Linked DNA regions of Homo sapiens: region 2 is linked to region 1. A link is a contact called in ENCODE Hi-C or POLR2A ChIA-PET data. All regions are on one chromosome and are shown on one strand. The core of a region is the stretch at or near the end of the contact, and the rest is flanking DNA. Distances in the headings are between cores, read along the strand shown.

Region 1 (5,284 bases), core at 761-3,260:
CAAGGTGGATGGATCACCTGAGGTCAGGAGTTCGAGATCAGCCTGGCCAACATGGCAAAACCCTGTCTCTACTAAGAATACAAAAATTAGCTGGGCGTGACGGCGGGCGCCTGTGATCCCAGCTGCTCCGGAGTGCTGAGGCAGGAGAATTGTTTGAACCCAGGAGGCGGAGGTTACAGTGAGCCGAGATCGCACCACTGCACTCCAGCCTGGGTGACAGAGTGAGACTCCATCTCAAAAAAAAAAATAATAATAATAATAAATAAATAAAACAGAGAATAGGAGGTGACACTGGAGATGGCCCATCTAGAGCTGTGCTTCTTTACCTTGGAATCTTTCATACCGGAATCTCAGGGGAGCTTTTTTTTCTTTTTTTTGAGACGGAGTATCGCTCTGTCGCCCAGGATGGAGTGTAGTGGCGCGATCTTGGCTCACTGCAAGCTCCGCCTCCCGGGTTCACGCCATTCTCCTGCCTCAGCCTCTCCAGTAGCTGGGACTACAGGCGCCCGCCAACATGCCCGGCTAATTTTTTTGCATTTTTAGTAGAGACGGGGGGTCTCACTGTGTTAGCGAGGATGGTCTCGATCTCCTGACCTTGTGATCCGCCCGCCTCGGCCTCCCATTACAGGCGTTAGCCACCGCGCCCGGCCTGGAATCTCAGGGGAGCTTTAAAGTCCACTGATGGGCCAGGTGCTGTGGCTCACTCTTGTAATCCCAGCACTTTGGGAGGCTGAGGCAGGAGGATCACTTGACCCCAGGAGTTCAAGACTACCCTGGGCAATATAGTGAGACTTGCTCTCAAAAAAAAAAAAAAAAAAAAAAAAAGCCCATCATGGTGGCATGTGCCTGCAGTCCCAGCTACCCGGGAGGCTGAGGTAGGAGGCTCTTGAGCCCCGAAAGTGAAGGCTGCAGTGAGCCGTGATCACACCTCTGCACTCCAGACAGGGTGAGACCTAGTCTCAAAAAACCAAACCAAACCAAACAACAACAAAATAACACTGATGCCTGGGCCACCCCAATGATGGGTGGGTGGCTCAGGCACAGGGATTTTTTTTTTTTTCTTTTTGTTTGAGATGGAGTCTCACTCTGTTGCCCAGGCTGGAGTGCAGTGGCGCGGTCTTGGCTCACTGCAACCTCCATCTCCCAGGTTCAAACGATTCTCCTGCTTCAGCCTCCCAAGTAGCTGATTACAGACGCCTGCCACCACACCCCGCTAATTTTTTGTATCTTAATAGAGATGGGGTTTCACCATGTTGGCCAGCCTGGTCTCGAACTCCTGACCTCGTGATCTGCCCGCCTCAGCCTCCTAAAGTGCTGGGATTACAGGTGTGAGCCACCCTGCCTGGCCACACGGGGATTTTTAAAAGGTCCCCAGGTGATTCCCTAGTGCAGCTGAGGTGGAGAAGCACTGGTTCAAAGACCATGGGTGGGATCAGGTGGTCTGCCCAGCATCACTCCTGGAACCACCCCAGGACAGAATGTAGCCAGTCTCCAAAGCTTAGAACTGAGCCCCTCAGCTGCAGCTCCTCCTTCAATCACTTCCCAGGGTTTCCAAAATCTGGGGCCAAAATCCCTGTCCACCCTCTCAGCCTGGGCAGCTGAGCCTTAAAAGAAGAGAATAGAGGCCGGGCGCGGTAGTTCACGCCTGTAATCCCAGCACTTTGGGAGGCCGAGGCAGGCGGATCACAAGGTCAGGAGTTCGACACCAGCCTGTCCAATATGGTGAAACCCCATCTCTACTAAAAATACAAAAATTAGCCAGGCGTAGTCGTGGGTGCCTGTAGTCCCAGCTACTTGGGAGGCTGTGGCAGGAGAATCGCTTGAACCCGGGAGGTGGAGGTTGCAGTGAGCCGAGATCGCGCCACTGAACTCTGGCCTGGGCGCCAGAGTGGGACTGGTGTGGGACTCCTAAACACACACACACACGCACACACGCACACACGCACACGCACACACGCACACGCACACACACACACACGAGAACAGAGGACAAGGGGGCATCACTGCACTGCCATTGCCACAAGGGGGCAGCCACGCACAGGGCCAGGCTCGGGATGGAAGTGTATCTGCCACTACCAGGGAGAACTGAGGAGCCTGCGTCTCCTCACTGGCTAGACAGGAACAATAGATATGGACACCTCATAGAGTTGCCTTGAGAGCACAAGTGAGCTGATGTTCTCTCAGGAGTGAGAGTTCCCTTCTGCTTGTCTGAACTAAACTGACAACAGCTAACATGTATTGAGCAGCTGCGATGCATTGGGCATCTCCTCTGAGCACTGTTTGCATGAACATTTTGGGGCTCAGAACACAATTCCAAAGCATGGCGCCGGGGCCAGCAGAGAGCTTTGAACTAACGGAAATTGGAAGGCCTCAGAAGCAAAGTTTTTCTGCCCTTCTGCTGCCCTCCTGTCTCTGGCCCTTCTTCTCCCCCAGAGTGAGTCAGAGAAACCAGAATTCTTCTTCCCCAAGGCAGGTCACAGAGACCAGAACCCCTCTCCCTCAAAGCAAGCCATAAAACTAGGCAGGTCACTCTCTCCCTTCTGTCTTGAAGACCATTCCAGAGGGGTAGGAAGGAACACTGCAGAGAGAGGCCAAGAAGAATCTGAGCAGATAGCCTTCCTGGGTCCCCTCGGCCTATCACCATTAGATCACACCCTTTGTCCAATCGCATTTCTACAAGCTTGTGCACTCTTTACCAAGCCTGAGTATAAAAACAGATAGCTGGCTGAGTGTGGTGGCTCACGCCTGTAATCCCAGCACTTTGGGAGGCCGAGGTGGGTGGATCACCTGAGGTCAGGAGTTCGAGACTAGCCTGGCCAACACGGCGAAACTCCATCTCTACTAAAAATACAAAAAATTAGCTAGGCATGGTGGCGGGCACCTGTAGTCCCAGCTACTTGGTAGGCTGAGGCAGGAGAGTTGCTTGAACCCAGGAGGTGGAGGGTCCAGTGAGCCGAGATCACGTCATTGCACTCCAGCCTGGGCAACAGAGTGAGACTCTGTCAAAAAACAAACAAACAAACAGGCCAGGCGTGGTGGCTCATGCCTGTAATCCCAGCACTTTGGGAGGCAGAGGGGGGCGGATCACCTGAGGTTGGGAGTTTGAGACCAGCCTGACCAACATGGAGAAACCCCATCTCTACTGAAAATACAAAATTAGCCAGGCATGGTGGTGCATGTCTGTAATCCCAGCTGCTCGGAAGGCTGAGGCAGGAGAATCGCGTGAACCCAGGAGGCAGAGGTTGAGGTGGGCCGAGATCACGCCACTGCACTCCAGCCCGGGCAACAAGAGCAAAATTCCGTTTTAAAATAAATAAATAAATATAATTAAAATAAACAAATTCTAACAAACAAAAAACCAAAAAAACAAAAAAACCTCTTTCCCTGGGGTTTGGGGTCTTCATTTCTTTCTTTTTTTAAAGAGATGGGGGTCTCACTATATTGGCCTTGCTGGTATTGAATTCCTGGACTCATGTAATCCTCCTGTATCAGCCTCCCAGGTAGCTGGGGCTAAGGGTCCTCATTTCTTTTCTTTTCTTTTCTTTTCTTTTTTTTTTTTAGTGACGGAGTCTTGCTCTGTCCCCGCCCTCAGGCTGGAGTACAGTGGCACCATCTCAGCTCATTGCAACCTCCGTCTCCCAGGTTCAAGTGATTCTCCTGGCTTAGCCTCCCGAGTAGCTGGGATTACAGGCGCGTGCCACCACGCCCAGCTAATTTTTGTATTTTTAGTAGAGACAGGGTTTCACTATGTTGGCCAGGTTGGTCTTGAACTCCTGACCTCAGACGATCCGCCTGCCTCGGCCTCCCAAAGTGCTGGTATTACAGGTGTGAGCCACCGTGCCTCACCTGAGCGTCTTCATTTCTGAAAGCTCCCATGTTGCGTAAAATTTTGATTAAACACATTTGTTCTGCTTTTTTGTTACCCTGTGTCTGGTTATAGGAGTGTCAGCCATGACCCTTATAATGAGTGAGGGAAAAGTACCACACAGTTCTGCCCTACAATTTTTTTTTTTAGACGGAGTCTTGCTCTGTCGCCCGGCTGGAGTGCAGTGGCGCAATCTCAGCTCAATGCAACCTCCATCTCCCAGATTCAAGCGGTTCTCTTGCTTCAGCCTCCCGAGTAGCTGGGACTACAGGCACCCGCCATCCATGCCCGGCTAATTTTTTTTGTATTTCTATTAGAGACGGGGTTTCACCATGTTGGTCAGGCTGGTCTCAAATCCTGACCTCAAGTGGTCCACCTGCCTCGACCTCCCTAAGTGCCCTACAAACTATAGTCCCATACCTTACTACAACCCTATGAGACAGGTATTATTAATAACCCCGCTTTACAAATGAGGGAACTGAGGCAAAAAGAACTTAAATAGATGGGCAAGGCCTCCCAGCTTGTAAGACGGAGTCAGGATCTAAAGTCAGCCAGCTCTGAGGCTGATGCTCCTAACCGCTATCTGCTGCCCTCCTTGTGAGAAATCCTGTCTTTGGCTTAGGTCAGTTCAAAGTGTTTCTATCATTTACAACCAGAAAAGCCTTCAGTGAGACTGTCTCATTTTTTCCCAACTCTTCCACTTTTCAAAGAACCCCTCCAGGGCTCCCTCCTGCAGAGAACAGGACTAGGCAGCACTGGCCCAGAAGTGGAGCAGTAAGAAGGTGGGGAACGGGGGGAGGGAGAGGAGGAGAAGGAGGAAGAGGAAGAGGGAGAGGAGGAGGAGGAAGGGGAGGGGGAGGAGGAGGAGTAGCAGTAGTAGGAGGAGGAGGAAGAGGAGGGAGAGGAGGAGGAAGAGGAGGGGTAGGAGGAGGAAGAGGAGGAAGGAGGAGGAAGAGGAGGAGGAAGAGGAGGAAGAAGAGGAGAAAGGAGGAGAAGAAGGAAGAGGATCAGGAAGAGGAGGAGGAGGAAGAGGAGGAGGAAGAGAAGGAAGAGGAGGAGGAGGAAGAGGAGAAGAAGGAAGAGGAGGAGGAAGAGAAGGAAGAGGAGGAGGAAGAGAAGGAAGAGGAGGAGGAAGAGAAGAAGGAAAAGGAGGAAGAGGAGGAGGAGGAAGAGGAGCAGAAGAAGGAAGAGGAGGAGGAAGAGGAAGAAGAGGAGAAGGAGAAAGAAGAGGAGGAGGAAGAGGAAGAGGAGGAGGAAGCTGGACTTGACACTGAGACACACATACCCTAACTCCTCCAGTGGCTGGAACCCTGAGAAGTAACCTGGGAGCCATAGCTAGCCACATTCCCTACCATGCGGCAGGGGGAAGAGCAGTCTGTGCAGAGGGAACACAGAGGGAGGCAGGGTAGAGCAGCGAGG
Region 2 (5,265 bases), core at 2,605-5,104, 170 kb before region 1:
AAAGCTGCTTTTCTTTCTTTTTTTTTGTTTTGAGACGGAGTTTCACTCTTGTTGCCCAGGTTGGAGTGCAACGGTGCGATCTCGGCTCACTGCAACCTCCGCTTCCCAGGTTCAAGCGATTCTCCTGCCTCAGCCTCCTGAGTAGCCGGGATTACAGGCGCCCGCCACCACACCCAGGTAATTTTTTGCATTTTTAGTAGAGACGTAGTCTCACCATGTTGGCCAGGCTGGTCTTGAACTCCTGACCTCAGGTGATCTACCCGCCTTGGCCTCCCAAAGTGCTGGGATTACAGGCATCAGCCACTGCGCCTAGCCCGAAAGTTGCTTTTATAAACAGGTTCAAGGCCGGGAAATCCATTCTCCTCCACCTCCCAAAGTGCTGGGATTACAGATGTGAGCCACCGCACCCAGCCAGTTCATAGTTTAAAACAAAGATGATAGCAGCCCCTTCTCAAAACAAATCTCCTTCTTGCCTGGGGACTAGACTGCCTTTGTAGGACTAACGAATTAGGCACAAAATTAAACATTATATTTTAGGAGTCATGCAGCTGGGGGCTACAAGATTCTGACCCTCCCTAAACTGCTCCTAAGATCAGTGCTTGAGATATTTTGCAGGCCTGCACTTGATGGATCAGCTGACACCACCCAGATCAATTAACTGGCTCATCTGATCTTGTGGCCCCCACCCAGGAACTGACTTAGCACACGAGGACAGCTTCAATTCCCTATGATTTCATCTCCTACTTAACCAATCAGCACTCCTCACTAACTGGCTTCCCCCAACCTACCAAGTTGTCCTTAAAAACTCTGATTCCAGAATGCTACGGGAGACTGATTTGAGTAATAATAATACTCCGGTCTCCATTACAGCTGGCTCTGCATGAATTAATTACAGCCGGCTCTGCATGAATTAATTACTCTTTCTCTATTGCAATTCCCGTGTATTGATAAATCGACTCTGTCTAGGCAGCAGGCAAGGTGAACCCACTGGGTGGTTACAACATTAGATAGCAAATTGGCAATTAAAGAATATATCTGTAGAGACAGGATCTTACTAATGTTGCCCAGCTGGTCTTAAACTCCTGGCCTCAAGCAGCCCTCCCACCACCTCAGCCTCCCAAAAGGCTGAGATTACAGGGGTGAGACACCACACCTGGCCAAATTGGCAATTTTTGAAGAAAGATTTCTCACAAGGACTTTGCAAGCTTTATGTACTTTATTTGTTGCAATAATATGAAATGCATCTTTCTGGGAAGGAGAACACAGGTAACTGATTTCAGTGTAATACCTAGCACTCATGCCTTGCTAATCCTTTTTATATCCTATGAGAAAGGAAAAATCCAGGCCGGGCGCGGTGGCTCAAGCCTGTAATCCCAGCACTTTGGGAGGCCAAGGCAGGTGGATCACGAGGTCAGGAGTTCAAGACCAGCCTGGCCAAGATGGTGAAACCCCATTTCTACTAAAACTACAAAAATTAGCCAGGCGCGGTGGCAGGTGCCTGTAATCCCAGCTACTGGGGATGCTGAAGCAGGAGAATCACCTGAACCCGGGCGGCAGAGGTTGCGCCACTGCTCTCCAGCCTGGGCGACAGAGTGAGGCTCTGTCTCCAAAAAAAAAAAAATCCATTTTATGGTTAGATTTGGGGGCTTCAAGCCGTATGTGGAAAAGGCTCTCTTAGGGCATTTGGTCTGTCTGGGCTCCTAAGCTGCTTAGAAATGAGGTCCTTATCACAGCAGATACTTAATAAAAGTGCACTGATCTTTATATACCTCTTTTTTCAGTCCTTTTTCTTTTTCTCAGATCGCCTTTTCCTTCTCTTACTTATCTTTTCCCCTATTTCTTTTCTCTGCGTATGGCTTAGGTTAGTCCTTGGCGGTGCAGAGACACCCCCCAGAAGTTGTTGGACCCTGCTGCAACCTCCCTGCAGCTTAGACTTCATTTCTTCACACTCCTGTATTTGGAGCAGCGACGCTAGTGCCAGGCCCTCAGACCAGGAGACAGTTGCTGCCTCCCACAGTGGCCCTTGGGGGGCGATATTGGCAGTCCCAGGTTAGGCTTCCACGTCCTTGGCTAGCCTTAAGGTTAGCTCTGAACTCTACTGACCTTTGCTCGCTTTGGATGACAAAGGAAATGATCGAGTTTAGAGATGGGCCAGAGGTGGGTGGAGGGGTGGCTGAACCTTCCGGCTTGCGCTGTACAAGCCACAAGACCAAATAAGGGCGTGTGAGCCGCCTCCGTCTGTATTAAAGTTCAGAGTGCAGTGTGCAAAAGTGGGACTCGGTTTTCAGAGATAAGCTGTTACCCAACCCTGCTTGAGTTCCAGCAGCGGAGGCTGCGAAGTCTCCTGCTCTGAGCAGGGCTGGGTCTGGGGGAGAAAGACCTGGGCCCCTGGGCTTGCTTAGCTGGGGAGAGGAAAGAAGGGGGGCTTCCCTCACCAGCACCTGGTGACTGAACGGACCCACAACCCCACAGATTTTCACAAAGGGTTTCCATGACTCTCCCGACTAAAATGTGCCGGCCAGTGTGACTCATTAGAATGTGTAGGAAAGGTCACTGTTTGAGGATATTCAGCCAGTGGGGGAAAAAACCACAACGTTATTTTAATGAACGCTTTTAGCCTGGCTTGTTTCCTGAACATTAAGGTCTAGGGCGGGACTTCGAGTTTGGGGCCTTTTCCAGAGGTATTAACACTGTGTTTGCTAAATACACCCCAGGGAAGGAGTCGTCGGGCTTCTACGAGTCACACTTAAAAGACTGGCAAGAGTTGGCTTCTTCTGTTGTGTTCTTAGCTTCCAAAATAGTAGTCTCTCCTCAGAGCCAGACGCGCAATGCCATCATGTTAATGAGGTGCCTCATGTGCTTCAATAGCCACTGACTGATGGTACCCCGAACCTGCCTGGATTCCTCACCTCTTCCCCTGCCCATCTCTCCTTCCCGCAGCAAACTGCTCATCCTGCAGCAGTCCGAACCTCTGCCTCATTGGCCCTAAGCTTCCTAAGGGAAGGGACCATGACTTGTATTCATGTTTATATCCCTAAAACTCAGCCCTCTGTTTGGCACATAGTGTGTGCTTAGTCCAGATCACTTAAATGTACAATGATTTCATTCTCTCGGAGCCCCGCTCTGGTGGTGTGGGTCCCTGGGGACCCCTCCAGATGCCTTTCTCCAGCCATGGCTGCGCAGGCACCGAGAAGCCGCAGGCTGGTTCCAGCTCACAGCCTCTCGCCTCAGGCCCACACTGCTCCTCCTGCTGTCTGCCCCAGGGCTTGCGATTGCCCGGGGGTCCCCAAGCGGGCTCAACTCTGAAAGATTAGAGAGCTAACAGCCTATGGAGATAAATACTTCCTTCTTTATCTTCCTGGGAAGATGGACAGTTGTAAGATGATTTTCTTACAACTTTCAGACAGTCCTGTGGGAACACACAGCCAGTGCCCATAAGTAGGGCCACATCAGTAGAGCATCCCTGCTTCCCTGCCTTCTCCATCTGTCAGTGGCTTCTGCTCCTGGGGTCACAGTCCCCAATAAAGTACACACTAAGCCTTCTTCCTAGGGGAGCTGAGACTCGAATACATTCAGAGCCCTTTAAGAAGTTCTCTCACAGACTTATTTTTGTTTTCAAAATTCAATTCCTCTAAATATATTTCTGTTCCTCTTTCGTCTAAGTCTCATTCTTTTTGACTGAGAAGTCAGAAGCAAAATTAAAGTTTAGTGACTAGGGTTTTTTTGTCCTGTTATACGTTGACATTCCTTACCGTGGGTGTATCTGTGCTTTCTTTGCTCTTACTCTGAACATGCCCAAAAAAACTCTTGTGTTATCTTTAGCATATTTCATAAGCCACAATTCAGGAAGTTAGAGAAATTGCTCCCTGGTGCAGAGCAACAGAACTGCCGACCTCTTTCCACTCCAATTGCGGTGAAAGTGATATCTCTCTGCCTGAGCTGACGTTGGCCTTTAGGCTTCTCTAATTATTTCCTTAGGTTAGATTTCTAGAAACACAGGGTCAAAGGGCACAGATATTCACATATAGGCAAGTTACCTTCTTCTTGAGATGTAGCAATTTAAACTCATAACAGCAGTACATAACAGTGCCCCTTTCTCTGTGTCTTTCTCCAACACAGACATCTTGCTTTAATTTTGCATTTATTTGATTCTTTCTGAGAAGCAGAAGGAATATATGTTGGCCGTTTGCATTTCTTCTTTTCTAAATTACCTGTTTTCTTTCCTTCCTTCCTTCCTTCCTTTCTTTCTCTTTCTTTCTTTCGAGACGAAGTCTCACTCTTGTTGCCCAGGTTGGAGTACAGTGGCTCAGTCTCGGCTCACTGCAGCCCCCACCTCCCAGGTTGAGGCTATTCTCCTGCCTCAGCCTCCCGAGTAGCTGGGATTACAGGTGCCTGCCACCACGCCCAGCTAATTTTTGTATTTTTAGTAGAGATGGGGTTTCTCCGTGTTGGCCAGACTGGTCTTGAACTCCTGACCTCGTGATCCACCCGCCTTGGCCTCCCAAAGTGCTGGGATTACAGGCGTGAGCCACTGCGTCCAGCCTATTACTATTATTCTTTTTTTCTTTTCTTTTTTTTCTTTTTCTTTTTTTTTGAAACCGGAGTTTCGCTCTTGTTGCCCAGGCTGGAGTGCAATGGCGCGATCTTGGCTCACCGCAACCTCTGCCTCCTAGGTTCAAGCAATCCTCCTGCCTCAGCCTCCTGAGTAGCTGGGATTACAGGCACGCACCACTGTGCCCGGCTAATTTTGTAGTTTTAGTAGACACAGGGTTTCTCCATGTTGGTCAGGCTGGCCTCAAACTCCTGACCTCAGGTGATCCGCCCACCTCAGCCTCCCAAAGTGCTGGGATTACAGGCGTGAGCCACCACACCTAGCTAAAAATTCTTTAATAGGTCTCTTTAATGTTTTAAGTAGTCCTAGATTTCCCCTGTGAACCATCTTGAAAGTTTTGCCTTTTATTCTCAGTTCTCTTTTGCTGGCTTCTTATCAGGAAACACCACCTGACTGATTTGAGATGTAAAGTGATGGAGTGCAAAGACCACAGGTCTCTGTATTCAAAGGTCTAGGTGCAAGGTACAACCTTACCGGATATTTCAGAGCTTGTCTTTTATAATTTTTGAGCTGAGAAGGTCAGGTGAGATAAACTGTATGGACTGGAATTCTGATTTGAGATGTAAAGTGATGGAGTGCAAAGACCACAGGTCTCTGTATTCGAAGGTTTAGGTGCAAGGTACAACCTTACCAGATATTTCACAGCTTGCCTT

What was found. Hi-C counts contacts between places; a loop is a spot of excess contacts on that map. ChIA-PET counts read pairs that join two places held with the same protein, here RNA polymerase II (POLR2A). Pooled maps may share reads with other maps.
Region 2: a loop to region 1 is called in a pooled map, with 3 times the contacts of the local background. The contact joins two enhancer-like sites. A Hi-C loop is called at or near these places in 1 of 168 maps with a recorded cell type or tissue (Caco-2) and 2 of 50 pooled maps. POLR2A ChIA-PET finds 5 or more read pairs at or near these places in 11 of 52 experiments (A549, H1, HepG2 and 8 more).

Annotation. Positions count from the first base shown.
Region 1 is chr17:16,451,386-16,456,669 of GRCh38, forward strand. The region is part of intron 2 of LRRC75A (leucine rich repeat containing 75A); the gene reads right to left. The region is part of intron 3 of SNHG29 (small nucleolar RNA host gene 29); the gene reads left to right. Among named protein-coding and RNA genes, the nearest start is that of SNORD65, 13 kb to the left of the region's middle. RefSeq lists an enhancer at 4,996-5,284. Within about 2 kb of position 2,011, at least 2 of the 41 ENCODE cell types and tissues checked have a DNase peak (open chromatin) inside an H3K27ac peak, as active enhancers do.
Region 2 is chr17:16,283,962-16,289,226 of GRCh38, forward strand. All of the region lies in intron 2 of PIGL (phosphatidylinositol glycan anchor biosynthesis class L), which reads left to right. Among named protein-coding and RNA genes, the nearest start is that of MIR1288, 4.6 kb to the left of the region's middle. RefSeq lists enhancers at 1,782-2,771, 1,936-1,985, 3,856-3,985, 4,246-4,295, 4,316-4,365 and 1 more. Within about 2 kb of position 3,855, at least 26 of the 41 ENCODE cell types and tissues checked have a DNase peak (open chromatin) inside an H3K27ac peak, as active enhancers do.